Linked DNA regions of Homo sapiens: region 2 is linked to region 1. A link is a loop called in an ENCODE intact Hi-C map of the cell type or tissue named here. Cell type or tissue: sigmoid colon. All regions are shown on one strand. Each heading gives the region's core, and the rest is flanking DNA. Links, peaks and the distances in the headings are about the cores only. Region 1 holds the start of MIR193A (microRNA 193a). Region 2 has its middle 70 kb from the start of COPRS.

What was found. A loop is a pair of places that touch in the nucleus more often than their neighbours do. Peaks named below come from ENCODE experiments on the same cell type or tissue, not always from the same donor. Only the 100,000 strongest peaks of a DNase experiment are listed, where the experiment ranks them.
Region 2: it touches region 1 in a loop (4-fold over the local background); 3 of 110 quality-filtered maps call a loop at or near these places.

Annotation. Positions count from the first base shown.
Region 1 is chr17:31,555,525-31,563,854 of GRCh38, reverse strand. MIR193A (microRNA 193a) reads right to left here and starts at 3,859; the gene lies at 3,772-3,859. It also overlaps the pseudogene RNU6ATAC7P. RefSeq lists enhancers at 4,056-4,846, 6,180-6,804 and a silencer at 4,588-5,077. In sigmoid colon, for the core only: a CTCF peak has its summit at 5,001 (motif pointing left); DNase peaks (open chromatin) are centred at 2,833, 3,878, 4,644, 4,914 and 2 weaker places; H3K4me3 peaks cover 4,536 bases; H3K27ac peaks cover 2,474 bases.
Region 2 is chr17:31,784,604-31,792,933 of GRCh38, reverse strand. No RefSeq gene overlaps it. Among named protein-coding and RNA genes, the nearest start is that of COPRS, 70 kb to the left of the region's middle. RefSeq lists an enhancer at 4,531-5,031. In sigmoid colon, for the core only: no CTCF peak of the experiment used is centred there; a DNase peak (open chromatin) is centred at 4,483.

The sequences.
Region 1 (8,330 bases), core at 286-8,285:
AAGGATGGAAGAGGCCCTTGGGCCTGACGACACGCATATAGTTAAGGTACTGCCACCTACATCGTGGCATCTAAACATCATTTTTTTAATTTAAAATAATAATTTAAGGCAGGGCGTGGTATTTCACACCTATAATCACAATACTTTGGGAGGCCAAGGTTGGGGGATCACTTGAGGCCAAGAGTTCAAGACCAGCCTGGCAACATGTTAAAACCCCATCTCTACTAAAAATACAAAAAATTAGCTGGGCATGGTGGTACACGCCTGTAATCCCACTGAGGCAGGAGAATCACTTGAACCCAAGAGGCAGAGGTTTCAGTGAGCAGAGACCATACCACTGCACTCCACCTGGATGACAGAGTGAGAATCTGTCTCAAAAAAAAAAAAAAAAAGAAAGAAAGAAAAAAGAAAAAAAAAAAGAAAGAAAGAAAAAAGAAAAAAAAAAGAAAAATAAACAAGCCGAGCACAGTGGCTCACACCTGTAATCCTAGCACTTTGGGAGGCTGAGGCAGGCAGATCATTTGAGGTCAGGAGTTCGAGACCAGCCTGGCCAACATGGTGAAACCCCATCTCTATTAAAAATACAAAAGTTAGCCGGCTGTGGTGGTAGGCACCTGTAATCACAGCTACTCGGGAGGCTGAGGCAGGAGAATCGCTTGAACATGGGAGGTGGAGACTGCAGTGAGCTGAGATCGTGCCACTGCACTCCAACATGGGCAATAGAGTGAGAATCTGTCCCAGAAAAAAAAAAGAAAGAAAAGAAAAAGAAATAAAATAATAATTTGAAAATCTTTATTAAAAAAAAAAGAGCCAGGGGACAAAGACTACCAGTCGGAGATCTACTGGTTTGTGCCAGACACCCTGACATACATCTTTCGTAAGCTTCGCCACACACTTACAAGGTAGGTATCATAACCCTCATCCCGCAAGAGAAGAAACTGGGGCACAGAGAAGTCACTGGGCCAAAGCCATGCAGCTGGTGAGCCGCAGTTGGAACCCAAGCACATCTGGACGCAAAGTGCGCCTCCATGGCCTTCACACTGGGCTGCTTCAAGAAAAAAACCCTTCACGGAAACCAAAATGATCCCTTGCTTCTGAGACAACTCTCTTTCAGGGACTTATCACAGATTAGGAGTGCTGTTCTTTTGTGTAAAAAGAACTGAGACTGGCCAAATATTTACCAGCCCGCGCAGAGGGCTGTAGACTGGCCCAGCAGCGGAATTAACTCCTCCTGCAGTATCAAGGGCCAAGCTGTTGCTAGACAAAGTGGAGGAGAGAATCCTCACCATTCAGACAGCTCAGCTTTGGGCAAAGAGGAACCAAAGGAAACCCAGGGAAGCAGCCAGGGGCTCGGCAGGGATGGCCACCAACAAAACCCCGGAGGGATTTCTTCTGAGGTTCAGAACTTCCAGAGTTGCTAGGAGTGAAGATGAGAGGACTGGCTTCTCCCAATACTTCCTTTGTCATTCCGATCCTGCTGGACAAAAACTGATCTTCAATCTTTCATAGGTTGGGATTTTTCTTTTTCAAAAAAAAAAAAAAAAAGCCAAAAAGGCAAGGTTAATTATTCACCAGTCTGCAATTTACCTAAGAGTTGAGGGAATGCAAGTTTCTTCCCAGTAGGCAGGACAGGGAGTCCAGCTGGATTTTTAGGAGTCTTCCGTCAGTCTCCCTGCAGGTCTCGCTAAAACCCTCCCCCTCCTACCAGCTTTCTACCTTGCATTTAGCTGCTTCCTGAAGAAGGCTCCAGGGTAAATCAGTCTATGTTCAAGCTACTTCCCCTTGAAACCTTGAGGTACCCATCTTTGAAAGAGGGACTGGGGGTGGGGGTAGGAGCCAGGAAGGAGGCCTCTGCTCCAGGAAACTATGAATTCAAGAGAGAGCAAAATCAAAAAGCTCTCCACTACAACACAATTCCTCAATACAACGGCTTACACGGAAGCATAAATCAGTTGCAGGAGGCCAGGCTAGCCCAGCCTACTGCATAGCTGATTCAATCACATTTTGCAAAGGAAAAAAACCCAAGAAGGAAAAACCTAATCACTCACTTCCCCCAAAGAAACGAAGCACCAAGTCATTTCCTAAAAATCTCTAAAGCCCTGGCCAGACCCAGAAAGAATGGGGCACAGCCTGAGGGAAACTGCCGGGGGCACCACAGTGCTCCTCAGGCCTCATTCCCAGCCCTGTGAGTCCACCTTCCCCAGCCGGTCCCCTCCAGGGTGGGTGCAGGGCAGCCAGCCAGGCCTGCTTTTCGGCATCTCATTGCTCCAGCCCACTTCTGGGATGTTTTATGACCACGCAATATTCTGGAGATTTCCACTTCATTTACTTTTAGACACTGATCCCCAGGGCTGGGAGAGGCATTGGTTCAAAGGGAGAACTTTGTTTTCCCAAGCTGATTCAGCGCTCCAAAGAGCATTTTTCTTAATTAGGGGCGAGGTCTCCAGTTGAAGCTCCCATCAGTTCCACTCCTAGACAATTTTGTCTCCAAACTAAGAATTTGTCAAGATGTTCAGAAATCTACCCCATGGCCAAACTCTTTTCTCCCATAATTCTGACATCTGCATGTTCCACTGGGTAAGCCTCCAGGACAAAGCTAACATGGACAAAAGTCAGGCCAACTGCAGGACGGGGTATGTCCCTTCCTGGCCTCCCAGGCCCAAACCTGCCTCCCTGACCCCAAAACACACCTGACTGCCTACCACACACCTGACTCCCCTGTGTTGGCTCCCACATGCCCCCAAAACAGGGACAACAGTATGGGCAGGACGCCTGCAAAGGACTACTCTACACGTGGCCTGCAGAGGCAGGGAGCCTGTGGGAAAATGCCTCTTGAATGGGTTTTTACACGACCTGGCAAGGGGTGGGCCAACCTGGCCGTGATGGTTCCTCCCTCTCACCCTCCCTCCTCCCAGCTCCTAAAAACCTCTCCTGTTTTCCAAAGCCAAGTAAGACAGGGACCAGACGTTCCCTATTTTGTCAACCAGTTCTTCACACAGTTCAAGTCACCTCACTGCATGTCCCCAGATGTTTTTCCACGGCCAAGAGCCAAAAACACAACACAAACAAAGGACAAATAACCAAAGTTCCAACACCAGGCAAACCCGAGGTTTCAGGGGTTGGTGGGTTTTTGTTTTCGGGGAGTAGAAGCAAACGCACTAGAGGAATAGATAAGAGACTTTAAAGGAGAGTTTAAGGAATTCCAGCAAAAAACTTGAAGAGGACTAGAGTGGGTCCACATTATGTTGCATCGGTCAGGGAACAAAAGACCGGCCATTGGGAACACATCCACAAAGATCCATCTTTAATGAAATGGTGTTTGGGAGAGGAACAGGGGCTTCCTGCGCCACCGGGCCAAACCTCCGCTTCCCACCTCCCCAGGGGCAATTCTAGAAGTCAGGCCCCGTTCTCCCCACCCCCAAGCTCAAGGTTGCCGCCCTGGAAAGCACAGCAGGGCAGGCCTCGGTAAGTGGCAGGGCTTGGCCCATGGGTAAGCCGGGTCCCGTCTGTCCACTCAACCCAGGTCGCCGGGGCGCGGTCCACGTCTGCCCAAAGGGTACGGACCCCAAGCAGTGACCGACTCACACTTCCGAGAGCGTCGCTATTTCTCCAGCGAAGTGCGGGGATTTCCCGAATCACCGCACGCAGCCGGGGCGAGCGCACCTCACCACTCCTTCTCCAGCGTGGACCTGAGAGGCAGCCTGGCCGGAGCGCACGCCAGCCCGGGAGGAAGCCGGCCTGGGGCGAGGACCGGGGAGAAGACGCTGGTCCCGGGGGCCGAGAACTGGGACTTTGTAGGCCAGTTGATCCGACACCCTCATCTCGCCCGCAAAGACCCAGCCCTCAGCTCCCATCCTCGGAGTTCGGGGTGCGTCCCCGACGGGCTTCCCGGGGCTGGGTCCGGTCGCCGGCTCTGTGCACCGCGCTCCGCTCCGCCGAAGCTCTGGGTGTCCCTCAGGCGGCGTTCCCCGGGAAAGTCCACCGCCCCGCCCGACCTCGGGTCGCGGGCTCCAAACCCAGCCCTCCAAGGGTTACACGACGCTCGGCGGCCTCCACGCCACCCCCGGGCCGCCTCGGCTCAGGCCGAGGGACAGCGCTGGGGGAGGGGGAGGTGCGGGGACCAAAGCCTCCCCACCGCAGCCCCACTCCCGAGTGGGGCGCAAGAGTTATGCGCCGAGAAACTTCGCCACGCTCCCACGCCGCGCCTGCGAGGCCCAGCTCCGCTCTGCCTCGGTTACCTGCGCTCAGCTCGGCGGGCGAGGGGCGCGGGGCGCGGGGCAGGAGCCGTGGCCGACCTCTCGCAGCAGGCCGCACCCTCCCGCAAGGCCGAGCCCGCACCGCTGCCTGGGCACGGGGGCCATAGCCGCTAGCCGGGGCCCGCGCCCCGACGTTCCGGGAGCCCCTCGAACTCCTGGCCGGGGGCCGTGGCCTCGCTCGACCTGCCCGGGACCTGGGGGCCGCCGCCGCCCCCTCCGCTAGGAGAGCGAGCCCGACGAAGCCGGGAGAGGAGCGGGGCGGCGAGACCCCTCGAAAGTTGGGGGGGTCGGCTTGCTCGCCGCGGCCCGACCTGGCTCCACGTGCTGGTGACACATCAGGAAGGCTGCGCGCCCCGCGGCTCCCGGCGGGCGGACGCGGCCAGCGCCCGCCCGCACCGCCTCCCGGAGCCGAGCGGACGGCGCCCCGCCCCGGCCCGCCCTTCGCCCGCCCCTAGGCGGCACCGCCCCCGGCCGCGACGCCCGCTCCAGCCTGCGGCACCGGCGGGAGAGACCCTGACGGCGGTGGGGGGTGGCCCGGGTTCCCAGGTCCCGGGTGGCCCGCACTGCCCCGGGGATGGGGTCCCGACGCGGGCGGCCCTACTCGACAGTCTGGAGTGCCTTCCTCCCAGTCACGCAGTCCTTCCCGCCCCGGAGCCCAGTAATTTTCCCTTTTCCTCCTTTGACCCGTCCGAGCAGCTGCCAGCGCTTCCTCCCGCGGAGACCGGCGCGGGGAGCCCCCTGCCGGCCGCTCCGCTCCCGGGCCGCGCCCCCGCCCGGTGGAGCGCGCCTGCCGCCGGCCTCAACTTCCCCATCTAGAACCTGGAGCCGCCGGGCACTTCTGGCAGGGCTTTGGTGGCAAAGATTATAAATTAAAGTGCCAAGCATAGTACCGGGCAGCATACTTTCTTGAGATGTTAAAATTTCGTGCTTTCAACTCCCAGTTCCAGCGGCCTGCAGACAACCTCTCTTCCTGGCTGTGCTGTTTGAAAAGCTGAGTTCCTTTAGGGAGACTGTGGAAAAGGAGTGGGACAGAAAAGCTTTGAGGCTGAGTAAGAGCTGTCCCAAGATTAGCGAGGGGTGGGAGGTCAGTGGAATCCCCTTGGTGGAGACCTGCTGCCCCACTGTCTCTCCGGAGACGCCAGGATGTGGGAGAGTAACTGCGTGTCTCCTCTGGGACCTGAACCAGGCCTCTACCAAGATCCCCAGCCTCAAGATGGCCAGGATTCCAGGCACCGTGGGTGATGGGGAAGCCCAAATAACCACTGAGGTTGAGTTTCCCAACCTCTTCAGGTCGAGATTTGGAGCCATTTAAAGAAAATAACGTGACATATCTGTTTGTGTCCCGACATAGATATTAGCTATGTTCCTGCCTTCTCTTTCCTGGCCTCACCAACCCAGATCATGCCTTTAAATCTCACTATGAGGCTGGGCACGGTGGCGCACACCTGTAATCCCAGCACTTTGGGAGGCCAAGGCAGGATTGCTTGAGCCCAGGAGTTTGAGACCAGCCTGGGAACATAGTGAGACTCTGTCTTTACAAAAAGTTAAAAAAAAAAAAAAAATTAGCTGGGCGTGGTGGCACACACCTGAGGTGGGAGGATCGCTGAAGCCCAGGAGTTAGAGGCTACAGTGAATTATGATCGCACCACGGCACTCCAGCCTGCGTGACAGAGGGAGACCCTGTCTCTAAACTTCACTTTGGTAAGGGTTGAGTGGTATATCTGGTTTATCTGATCCCCACATCGGGATCCCTGGGTAGGACATGTCCAGGAGCTGGTGCTCCCAGGAGTGCGTAGCTGGGGGAGGGATGGCGGCCAAGCGCTGGCAGAGATGCCCAGTGCTGGGGCATGGACAGCGCTGGCCCCAGGCCTCTGTAATCGCCATTTTGTGGGAGCGCAGGATTAGAAGGGAAGAAAGAAGATGCCCTGACGTTGCTGGAGATGCAGCCGGGGCTGGAGGGGGTCTGGAGTTAGTGTTCTGCTTTCTCTTCCCCTTTTATTGCTCGCTCCAAATCTGACAAACCCTTAGGATCTCTGAGACTCAGGAGCCGGGAGGAGCCGGTGTCCTGGGGGGATGAAAGGGCAGGGTTGTAATGGGTTTACCCCGGTGCTGATCCCAGAGAAGCTCGAAGAAGATTAAGATTTGCTCCCTGGGCCTGAAATCTCCCTGCTACCCCCTGACCACATCAAAGGACACGGCCGTGGGGGGTGCCTAATCCCATCAATGGAATCAAAGCTGGACAAGAAAGGAAATTCTTCGATCTTGGGGCAGCAGCAGGATGCAGCTCACTACAGAAAGGCAGATCGAGGTCCTGGCCTTTTCCACTGGCGGGAACATCCCAAGAAAGATCCAGTCCACAGGCAGATAGGGCCTGCCCTTTTCTTCCTGAGGTGGCCACTGCGGGAAGGTCAACCACAAGAACTTGGGATACCCAGCAGCAGGACTGGGCCTGCCTCCAGGGGCAGAGAAGGACCCCGGGGGCAGGGGGTGGGGGCTCACCCAACATCCCAACATCATACAGCTTTTCTGGCTCCCAGCTTGACTTCTGGAAGGGGCTTTTGCATGTGACACTCCTTGCCACCAGCGTTTCCCAAAAGGTGGTGCTCATATGAGAGATGGTTTTAGATGGAAAAAAATGTAATATGTAGTATTAAATATAAATTTTCTGAATATTGCTGTTACAATGAGGCAAAAATGGTTAAAGTGAGCCAACTCAAAGACAAGAATTTAGTAAATAATGTTATAGGTAGTATTCTGATATGACAACAATAATGGCAGTGGTATGCAAATGCAAATTACTAAAGTTAGAAAAATAGACCAGGCGCAGTGGCTCAGGCTTGTAAGCCACAAGCACTTTGGGAGGCCAAGGCAGGCAGATTGCTTGAGCTCAGGAGTTCAAGACCAGTCTAGGCAACCTGACGAAACCATGTCTCTACAAAAACAAAAACAAACAAAAAAAATTAGCTAAGCGTGGTGCCGCGCACCTGTAGTCTCAGCTACTCGGGAGGCTGAGGTGGGAGGATCACTTGAGCTCAGGAGGTTGAGGCTGCAGTGAGCTGTGATCATACCACTGCACCCTAGCTTGAGCAACAGAGTGAGACCCTGTCTCAAAAATTAAAAAAAAAAAAAAAGAAAAGAAAGAAAAACACTCCTTTCAATCATCTTTAGAGAAATGTTGCCTTAGAACAGTAGCTTTCAAACTCAGTCATGCCCCATGATAGGAAATACCTGTGTGTGTACGTATGTATATATGTGTATGTATCTATGTACATGTGTAAAACAAATGTTTTATGAAACAATTCTTATGCACTCAAATATATATTCTGTGTTACCGTTTCATTTTTAGAATGCTGTTTACAAGCTGTTAAATTGGTTTCACTTAACAGGGTTACCTCCTGCTGTTTGAGAACTTCAAGAACATACCATGATGATGATGATATTAACATCTCTCTGTTATTTTTATTTATTTATTTATTTATTTATTTGAGACAGAGCCTCACTGTGTTGCCCAGACTGGAGTGCATTGGCGTAATCTCGGCTCACTGCAACCTCCGCCTCCCAGGTTCCTGCCTCAGGCTCCCTAGTAGCTGGGATTACAGGCGCCCGCCACCATGCCCAGCTAATTTTTGTATTTTTGGTAGAGACGGGGTTTCACCATGTTAGTGAAACCTGACCTCGGGTGATCCTCCTGCCTCAGCCTCCCTAAGTGCTGGAATTACAGGTGTAAGCCACTGCACCCGGCCCAGAAAGAGTTCTGAGAGAAGACATACGCATCCTGGGGACCAGAGGGAGAAAAGGGCTGGTGATAACCTGAAGTACTTTGTAGGTGACTATGGAATTTGTGAGGGTGATTTTCTCAGCATATTCTGCTTAGATGGCAATGCACCTGGGTTTTGTTTCTCTCGGCCCAAATGATCTGGACCAAGGGAGAGCCCCAGAATCAGGGGAAAGGCAAGCAGGAAGGGAAATCTTTACTGCAGAAAAACTACTCTGGCATTACCAGACTTGTCACTGCTTATGGCCTGTTTCGATTCCTCACCTTCTCTGCAACCTTCTGAGAGTTATTTCCTGCCT
Region 2 (8,330 bases), core at 253-8,252, 230 kb before region 1:
GGACCTCTGGGGGTGAGACCCAGGCATCAGTGTTTTTTAAAGCTTCCCGGATGATTCCAAAGAGCAGCCATGGTTGGAAACCATGCATTAGGGGAATGGAAGTAGAGGTTGCCTAAATGTGCACACACACACACACACACAATTAGGGTAGGCTTGAAGGTAAACTTCCAAAGACTGTCAGTCCATAGCCTTCTCCCCAGCCCCTCCTGTGTGTTCCAGAGGAATAAAAGGACATGGGTTTTGGAGGCAGACGGATCATGTGCTGACTGCTGTAAGATAGCATGTGACCATCGAGGCAGTCGATAATTTGATAAGTGTTTATTGAGTGCTTACTATGTGCTAGGTGCTGGGAACCCAGCAGGGAATATCATCAAGTCCTTGCTCTCAGGGAGCTCACTGCCTATGGCAGAAGATGGATAGACATACATTTCTCAGGCAGTGTTAGAAGGAGGGACACAGAGTTACGGGAGCCCCCAGGAGGGGTATCTGGTGCAGTCTTGTGGGGTTAGGGAGACTTCCTCTCAGAGGAAGTGGCCGCAAGGAGATACCACAAAGGAGTGGAGGAAAGAGATGGAAACATAAGTAGAGGAAACTACATGTGCAAAAGCCTAGAGGCAAGAGTGAGTATGGAGAACTCAGAAATAGCAAGTATTGACTCTATGTGAAATGTGACGTTGGGGAGGGATAAAAGAGAACTGGAAAAAACAGGCAGGGCCAGATCATAAAAGGCCTTAAAAGCCGAAGTGGGGAGTCTGTACTTTATCCCGATGACAATGGGGAGCTCCCGGAAGTAGAGCAGTGCCTTCAGGGATGAGTTTATCTGTGCAGTGTGACTAGATGGAAGGGATGCTGCAGGCATCCTCATGAGAGATGATGGTGGTCTGGGATCAGGTAGTGACAGTGGGGATGGAGAGAAGTGGACAGAGTCAAGAGACTGAGCATTTCTGGAGCTCTCTCTGCACAGTTCTCTCCTCTCTGGTACTCTGTCCTGTGAGATCCAGCTGCCTTTCCTTTGCTGCGTTGTGGCCTGAAAACCCGAGCTGTAACTGGACAACTGGGGGGCTTGCCTGGTCTGTTTCCCCCTACTCAGGAATCACTGTCCTTTGTTAACCATGTCCAATGCCCTGAAAACTCTTGTTTCATATATTTTGTCTGTTTTTTGGTTGCTTCAGTCAGGAGTATAAATCTGGTCTCTATTATTTCACCTTGATTGGAAGTGAAAGTCCTTCTATTTCATTTTTCTATATAAGAATTATTTAAGAAAGTTTGGCTGGGCACAGTGGCTCACGCCTGTAATCCCAACACTTTGAGAGGCTGAAGCGGGTGGATCACTTGAGGCCAGGAGTTTGAGATCAGCCTGGCCAAGATGACGAAACCTGGTCTCTACTAAAAATACAAAAATTAGCCAAGCATGGTGGCATACACTTGTAGTCCCAGCTACTTGGGAGGCTGGGCAGGAGAATCACTTGAACCCAGGAAGCGGACGTTGCAGTGAGCCGAGATCACTCCCACTGCACTCCAGCTTGGGCAATAGAGCAAGACTCTGTCTAAAAATAAAAATAAATAAAAAAAAAATAGGGAAAGAATTCTAGATGGTAGGAACAGGGTGATCAAAGGCTCAGAATCAGAGACGGGAAAATGCAGGCCTTTTCAGAGGGGCATATGCTGTCTGATATTGCGTTGGCTTGGCATTCTCAGTGGGGCTAGGCAGAGAACAGTGGAAAGCTACACTGGGATGGAATGTGGCAGGTCTTAAAGGAGAGGCAAAAAATATTGTATTGTGAAGGCAATGGGGAGCCATGGAAGGTTCTTGAGTAGAGAGGGGGAATAGCATGGTTTTTTTTTTTTGCCTGCCAGGCAAGTAGTTTTGACAGAAGAGCTAGCCTCAGTATAGTTCAAAGGTCCAGTTTTAGGGCTGGTTTCAGAAGTTGAGATCTAGTGGATACCTTAAAAGAACTGGTATAAAAACTTTTTATTATAGGCCAGGTGCAGTGGCTCATGCTTATAATTCCAACACTTGGGAAGGCAGAGGTGGGAGGACTACCTGAGGCAGGAGTTTGAGACCAGTATGGGCAACATAGCAAGACCCTGTCTCTACAAAAAACAAGAACAAAACTAATCAGGCATGGTGGCGCACACTTGTAGTCCTAACTATTCAGGAGGCTGAGGAGGGAGGATTGCGTGCGCTCGGGAGGTTGAGGCTTCAGTGAGCTATGATCGCGCTGGAGTGCAGCCTGGACAACAGAGTGAGACCTTGTCTCAAAGAAACAAACAAAACCAAACAAAACCACAATACCATTTTCACACCTACAAAAAATGAACATATTCTCTAATATCATGAAATCTCTATTAAGATGTTCATATTCTAATTGTATTATAATTTTGATGACTTTTACACATAAAATTTGTTTTAAAACACTTTAAGTTTCCTTCTTCCATCTAAGAAGATGTCACACTCATCTAGAGACCAGCTCAAGTTCGGCTCAGGGAACATTTAGGTCTTCCTACTGTGTTGCGGTTCACTGACTTTGGAAGTTTCACTGACGATGGTGGAAGTAACGAGTTACAGCACTGGTCCCATCTCGCACTGAGTTGGGTTCAAGCACATCTGGTGAACTAGTGGGGCATCTCTGCACAGTGAACCCGTTAAAGGAAGTGTCAGGAACCAGCCTTGACAGCTTGGCCTAGCAAGCGGAGCAAGGAGTGATGCTGGGTACTGTGTGGCCACTGTCCCTCTGATTTGTCCCTTGGCTTTGTCTCATTTTGAGTGAAAACTGTGAGGACAAATTCTAAAACTGTTTAAGATGTTGGGGGCATGAGCGGAGTAGAGTTGGTACCCCCATAAGAGAAAGGCGGGGAGTGGTGTGGTGCTCTCCACCAGACCCCCTTGGTCAGAGACTGGTAAGGTGGGCAGAGGAGGGGGCAGGATTTCTGTAGGTGCAGTGTCATCACAGGGGAATCCCTGGAGCCAGAGGAGGGGAAATCCCTTCAAACACCACCCAGACACTACCCCGCTTGTTTGTGAGCACATTGGAGATGGCCCCTGGGGAATGCAAGCTACTTGATGAAGGTAGGGAAGTACTGAACACGACTCTGTGAAGGTTCTTATTACCCCACCTTCCATGTGTGAGAACTGAGTTCAAATGGAGGGAAGAGTCACGCAACCAGGAAGCAAGGTGTCTTTTCATTTTTATTTATTTACTTATTTATTTTTTGAGACAGAGTCTCACTCTGTTGCCCAGGCTGCAGTGCATTGGCATGATCTGGGCTCACTGCAACCTCTGCCTGTGGGTTCAGCCTCCCAAGTAGCTGGGATTACAGGTGTGCACCACCACACCCAGCTAATTTTTGTATTTTTATTTATTATTTGTTTATTTATTTATTGAGATGGGGTCTTGCTCTGTTGCCCAGGCTGGAGTGCAGTGGTATAATCTCAGCTCACTGCAACTTCTGCCTCCCCGGCTCAAGTGATCCTCCTACCTCGGCCTCCTTAGTAGCTGGGACTACAGGCCTACTCCAACATGCCTGCTAATTTTTTGTATTTTCAGTAGCGACGGGGTTTTACCATGTTGCCCAAGCTGGTCTTGTGAACTCAAGTGATCTGCCCGCCTCGGCCTCTCAAAGTGTTGGGATTACAGGCGTGAGCCACTGTGTCTGGTCATGAGATGTGTTTAAATTCAAAGCCATCCTTCTCTCACTCTAATAATGGTTGCCACACAGAAGGGGAATGCTTTAGGAGAAGAATGCTGATGGGCTGAGTCTGTATCAGGGACCATCTGGAGACCATAAGCTGTTGCTCATCTTAACCTTCAAAACCATTCTATGAGGTCACTTTTATCCTTATTCTACAGATAGGGAAATGAGGCTCAGTTTTACTAACTTCAAAGCTCACAGTCATGGTCAAAATAGTTCATTGGATATTTCTTGGGAACATTTGGCTTTGGTTCGTGGTTCAGGAAAAAAATTGTCTTTAGATTTTCATTTCAGGGTTCAGAGAGGCTGGTTCTTTCTCATTTGGGGTTCAAGATTTAGTTTGAATATTAGGCCCTAGGAGCCTCTGGTTCTTCATAAGTGTTAAATAGATTAAATGCCATAAAGGTGACATTGAGATACTTGGGCATGTTGGGGCAGTGAGCTTTGGCTCTGGCCCGTGGCTCTAGGAGGATGGTAGCTGGTATCCATCGAGATGGATGGTGGCTGTGGGGTGTGAATGCTGAGTGATGACTTGTATTAAAGTGGATGTGGGCAAATAAAAATGAATTTTGCTTGGAACCACTTTTTATCAGGTGGCTTTCCATGCAGGATGATGTTTCACATGCATAGGCAACCTGGACCTGAGCTGGGGTGGAGTTGGGGCAGACGAGCTGTGTCTTCTCTGCCCTTTCTGATTCCAGGGCGAGGGCTGTGCCAGGAAGTGCTTCTCAGCCACTTCTCCTTAGGCACCTTTAAAGGAGCCTTTCCCCACCCCAGTCTGACTCAGAAAGTGGGGAGAAATGCCAGAGGCAGATGGAGCCAGGCACAGGCCCGGGCAAAACGTGTGAGGCTGAGTGTTTCCAACAGCAAGACACTGGAAGTGATGCAAGTGCTCAGCAGTCAAAAAGGAGAGGATGAAAGCATTCCAGTGCCCAGCCTGCACCTCAGTTGTTGTAATCACGATTCCCTGCCTCCAGTCTGGCAACTCCCCCAGCCATCATTTAATCACTCAGCAAGTATCTATCAAGCACTTATCCTGTACTGGGAAGGGCATGTTGACTGCTACTTGCTCAGCCCCCTGTTTCATTCCCCTGTGACCCTCGAAGATTCCTTTAAGTGACCAGGCAAGCCCTCCATGCCACCACTCCCTAAAAGTAGGCTCCATCTGGGCGGCTTCAGTGTGCAACCTACACAACTGTACACAGGAGCCCTGCCTCAGGCACCCATGGTGTCAATCACAGTCTTACTGCACATATAAGTACTCTGTAAACTGCATGAAGGTTAGGCTATTCCTCTTACTACTATTGTATGAGACGTCTGGGATCCTGTTCTAGAAATGTTCCTGTCATATCTCAATAGACCCCAAGAATTGTCTCCTTGTCTGAAATTTCCTGCAGTCAGCAAGCTTCCTCTCTAGGGTTCCAGGACCTTAGAATCCCCCTCTTCCCCAGCCTCTGCCTTCACTTCCTGCATCCACACAGGGGAAGGGAAGGGAACCCATGCCCTTTTATGTGTCAGGCCCATGCTGAGAAATTTACAGAGTATTCTATTTAATTTTCAACAACTTCTAGAGAAGTAGGTATTGCCACCCCCATTTTAGGATAAACTGAGATTTTTTTCTTTTTTTTTTCTTTAGGGAGAAACTGAAGCTCAAAGACATGAAATCATTTTCTTTAGATCATGCGTATGTGAAGTGGCAGACCCGGATTTGAACTTGAATTCCGTAAGACTTCAAACCCTGAAACTGTGTAGCTTCATATCCTGGCTCTTCTGCCTACTATTGTGTGTACCTTGGGAAATTACTAAATCTCTTGATGCTTCTCTTTCAATCTTGGTAAAATGAGGGCGATAATAATTCTTGCCTCTCCAGGCAGTTAGGAGGATCAAAGGAGTTGAAACAAGTAAAACACTGTGAGACCGGCACACTCAATGAATATTGGCTCTTATCATCATCATCATCATCATCATCATCATCATCATCATCATCATCATTATTACTATTACTTCTCCAAGACACTTACATGACTTGGGATAATTGTTACATTTATAGAAGCAGCCCCAGGATTAAATGCTTCTTCGTCTTGGAAGCCTTGGGCCAATTTGATAACAACGGGCTTTGTATTTTCAAATATGAGAAATATCTAGAATAAACTCCCAAATGTCACAGTGGAGACTCTGTCCAGGCCGGTGATGACTCTTCCAGAGCAGCACAGGGGAGATGAGGGTGTTTTCCAGTGATGTGATTGGGTCACACAGGCCTCAAGTCATCTCTGAAAGAAATAAAAGGGAACTTGGATTTGAAAGGACATGGTGGGTCTTAAGAGATCTCTGCTTATGGTTTAAAAATTGTGTCCAATTTTCATTGCTCCATTGATTTGCGCTTCTTGGAGTTGGTTGGATGAAGTCCTCCTTAGAGGCAGGGGAATGGATTGGATGTTCGGTCCCTATGACTTCTCTCCTGTATTTTCTTCATGCTTTGAAATAATAATCCATTTCATAGTATAGTGGGTTCAGATGGCAGATCATAGACTCAGGTATTGTGGACAGACCAATCATTGTGTCCACAGCTTGACCCTGGTGGAAGGCTGTAACCCTGATGGCAAAGCCCTGGAGTCTCCCAAACCAGTCAGGGGTCCCTGCCTCTTCCCAACTTCTTTTTTTATTATTATTTTTTTATTTTTTTATTGTCCTTCACTTCCTTTTTTTAAATTATACTTTAAGTTTCAGGGTACATGTGCACAACGTGCAGGTTTGTTACATATGTATACATGTGCCATGTTGGTGTGCTGCACCCATTAACTCGTCATTTACATTAGGTATATCTCCTAATGATATCCCTCCTCCCTCCCCCCACCCCACAACAGGCCCCAGTGTGTGATGTTCCCCTTCCTGTGTCCATGTGTTCTCATTGTTCAATTCCCACCTATGAGTGAGAATATGCGGTGTTTGGTTTTTTGTCCATTTCTCAGTTTGCTGAGAATGACGGTTTCCAGCTTCATTCATGTCCCTACAAAGGACATGAACTCATCATTTTTTATGGCTGCATAGTATTCCATGGTGTATATGTGCCACATTTTCTTAATCGAGTCTATCATTGTTGGACATTTGGGTTGGTTCCAAGTCTTTGCTATTGTGAATAGTGCCACAATAAACATACGTGTGCATGTGTCTTTATAGCGGCATGGTTTATAATCCTTTGGGTATATGCCCAGTAATGGGATGGCTGGGCCAAATGGTATTTCTAGTTCTAGATCCCTGAGGAGTCGCCACACTGTCTTCCACAATGGTTGAACTAGTTTACAGTCCCACCAACGTGTAAAAGTGTTCCTATTTCTCCACATCCTCTCCAGCACGTGTTGTTTCCTGACTTTTTAATGATCGCCATTCTAAGTGGTGTGAGATGGTATCTCATTGTGGTTTTGATTTGCATTTCTCTGATGGCCAGTGATGATGAGCATATTTTCATGTGTCTTTTGGCTGCATAAATGTCTTCTTTTGAGAAGTGTCTGTTCATATCCTTCACCCACTTGGTGATGGGTTGTTTTTTTCTTGTACCTTTGTTTGAGTTCATTGTAGATTCTGGATATTAGCCCTTTGTCAGATAAGTAGATTGCAAAAATTTTCTCCCATTCTGTAGGTTGCCTGTTCACTCTGATGGTAGTTTCTTTTGCTGTGCAGAAGCTCTTTAGTTTAATTAGATCCCATGTGTCAATTTTGGCTTTTGTTGCCATTGCTTTTGGTGTTTTAGACATGAAGTCCTTGTACATGCCTATGTCCTGAATGGTATTGCCTAGGTTTTCTTCTAGGGTTTTTACGGTTTTAGGTCTAACATTTAAGTCTTTAATCTATCTTGAATTAATTTTTGTATAAGATGTAAGGAAGGGATCCAGTTTCAGCTTTCTACATATGGCTAGCCAGTTTTCCCAGCACCATTGATTAAATAGGGAATCCTTTCCCCATTTCTTGTTTTTGTCAGGTTTGTCAAAGATCAGATAGTTGTAGATATGTGGAATTATTTCTGAGGGCTCTGTTCTGTTCCATTGGTCTATATCTCTGTTTTGGTACAAGTACCATGCTGTTTTGGTTACTGTAGCCTTGTAGTATAGTTTGAAGTCAGATAGCGTGATGCCTCCAGCTTTGTTCTTTTGGCTTAGGATTGACTTGGCAATGCAGGCTCTTTTTTGGTTCCATATGAACTTTAAAGTAGCTTTTTCCAATTCTGTGAAGAAAGTCATTGGTAGCTTGATGGGGATGGCATTGAATCTATAAATTACCTTGGGCAGTATGGTCATTTTCACCATATTGATTCTTCCTACCTATGAGCATGGAATGTTCTTGCATTTGTTTGTATCCTCTTTTATTTCGTTGAGCAGTGGTTTGTAGTTCTCCTTGAAGAGGTCCTTCACATCCCTTGTAAGTTGGATTCCTAGGTATTTTATTCTCTTTGAAGCAATTGTGAATGGGAGTTCACTCATGATTTGGCTCTCTGTTTGTCTGTTATTGGTGTATAAGAATGCTTGTGATTTTTGCACGTTGATTTTGTATCCTGAGACTTTGCTGAAGTTGCTTATCAGCTTAAGGAGATTTGGGGCTGAGACGACGGGGTTTTCCAGATATACAATCATGTCATCTGCAAA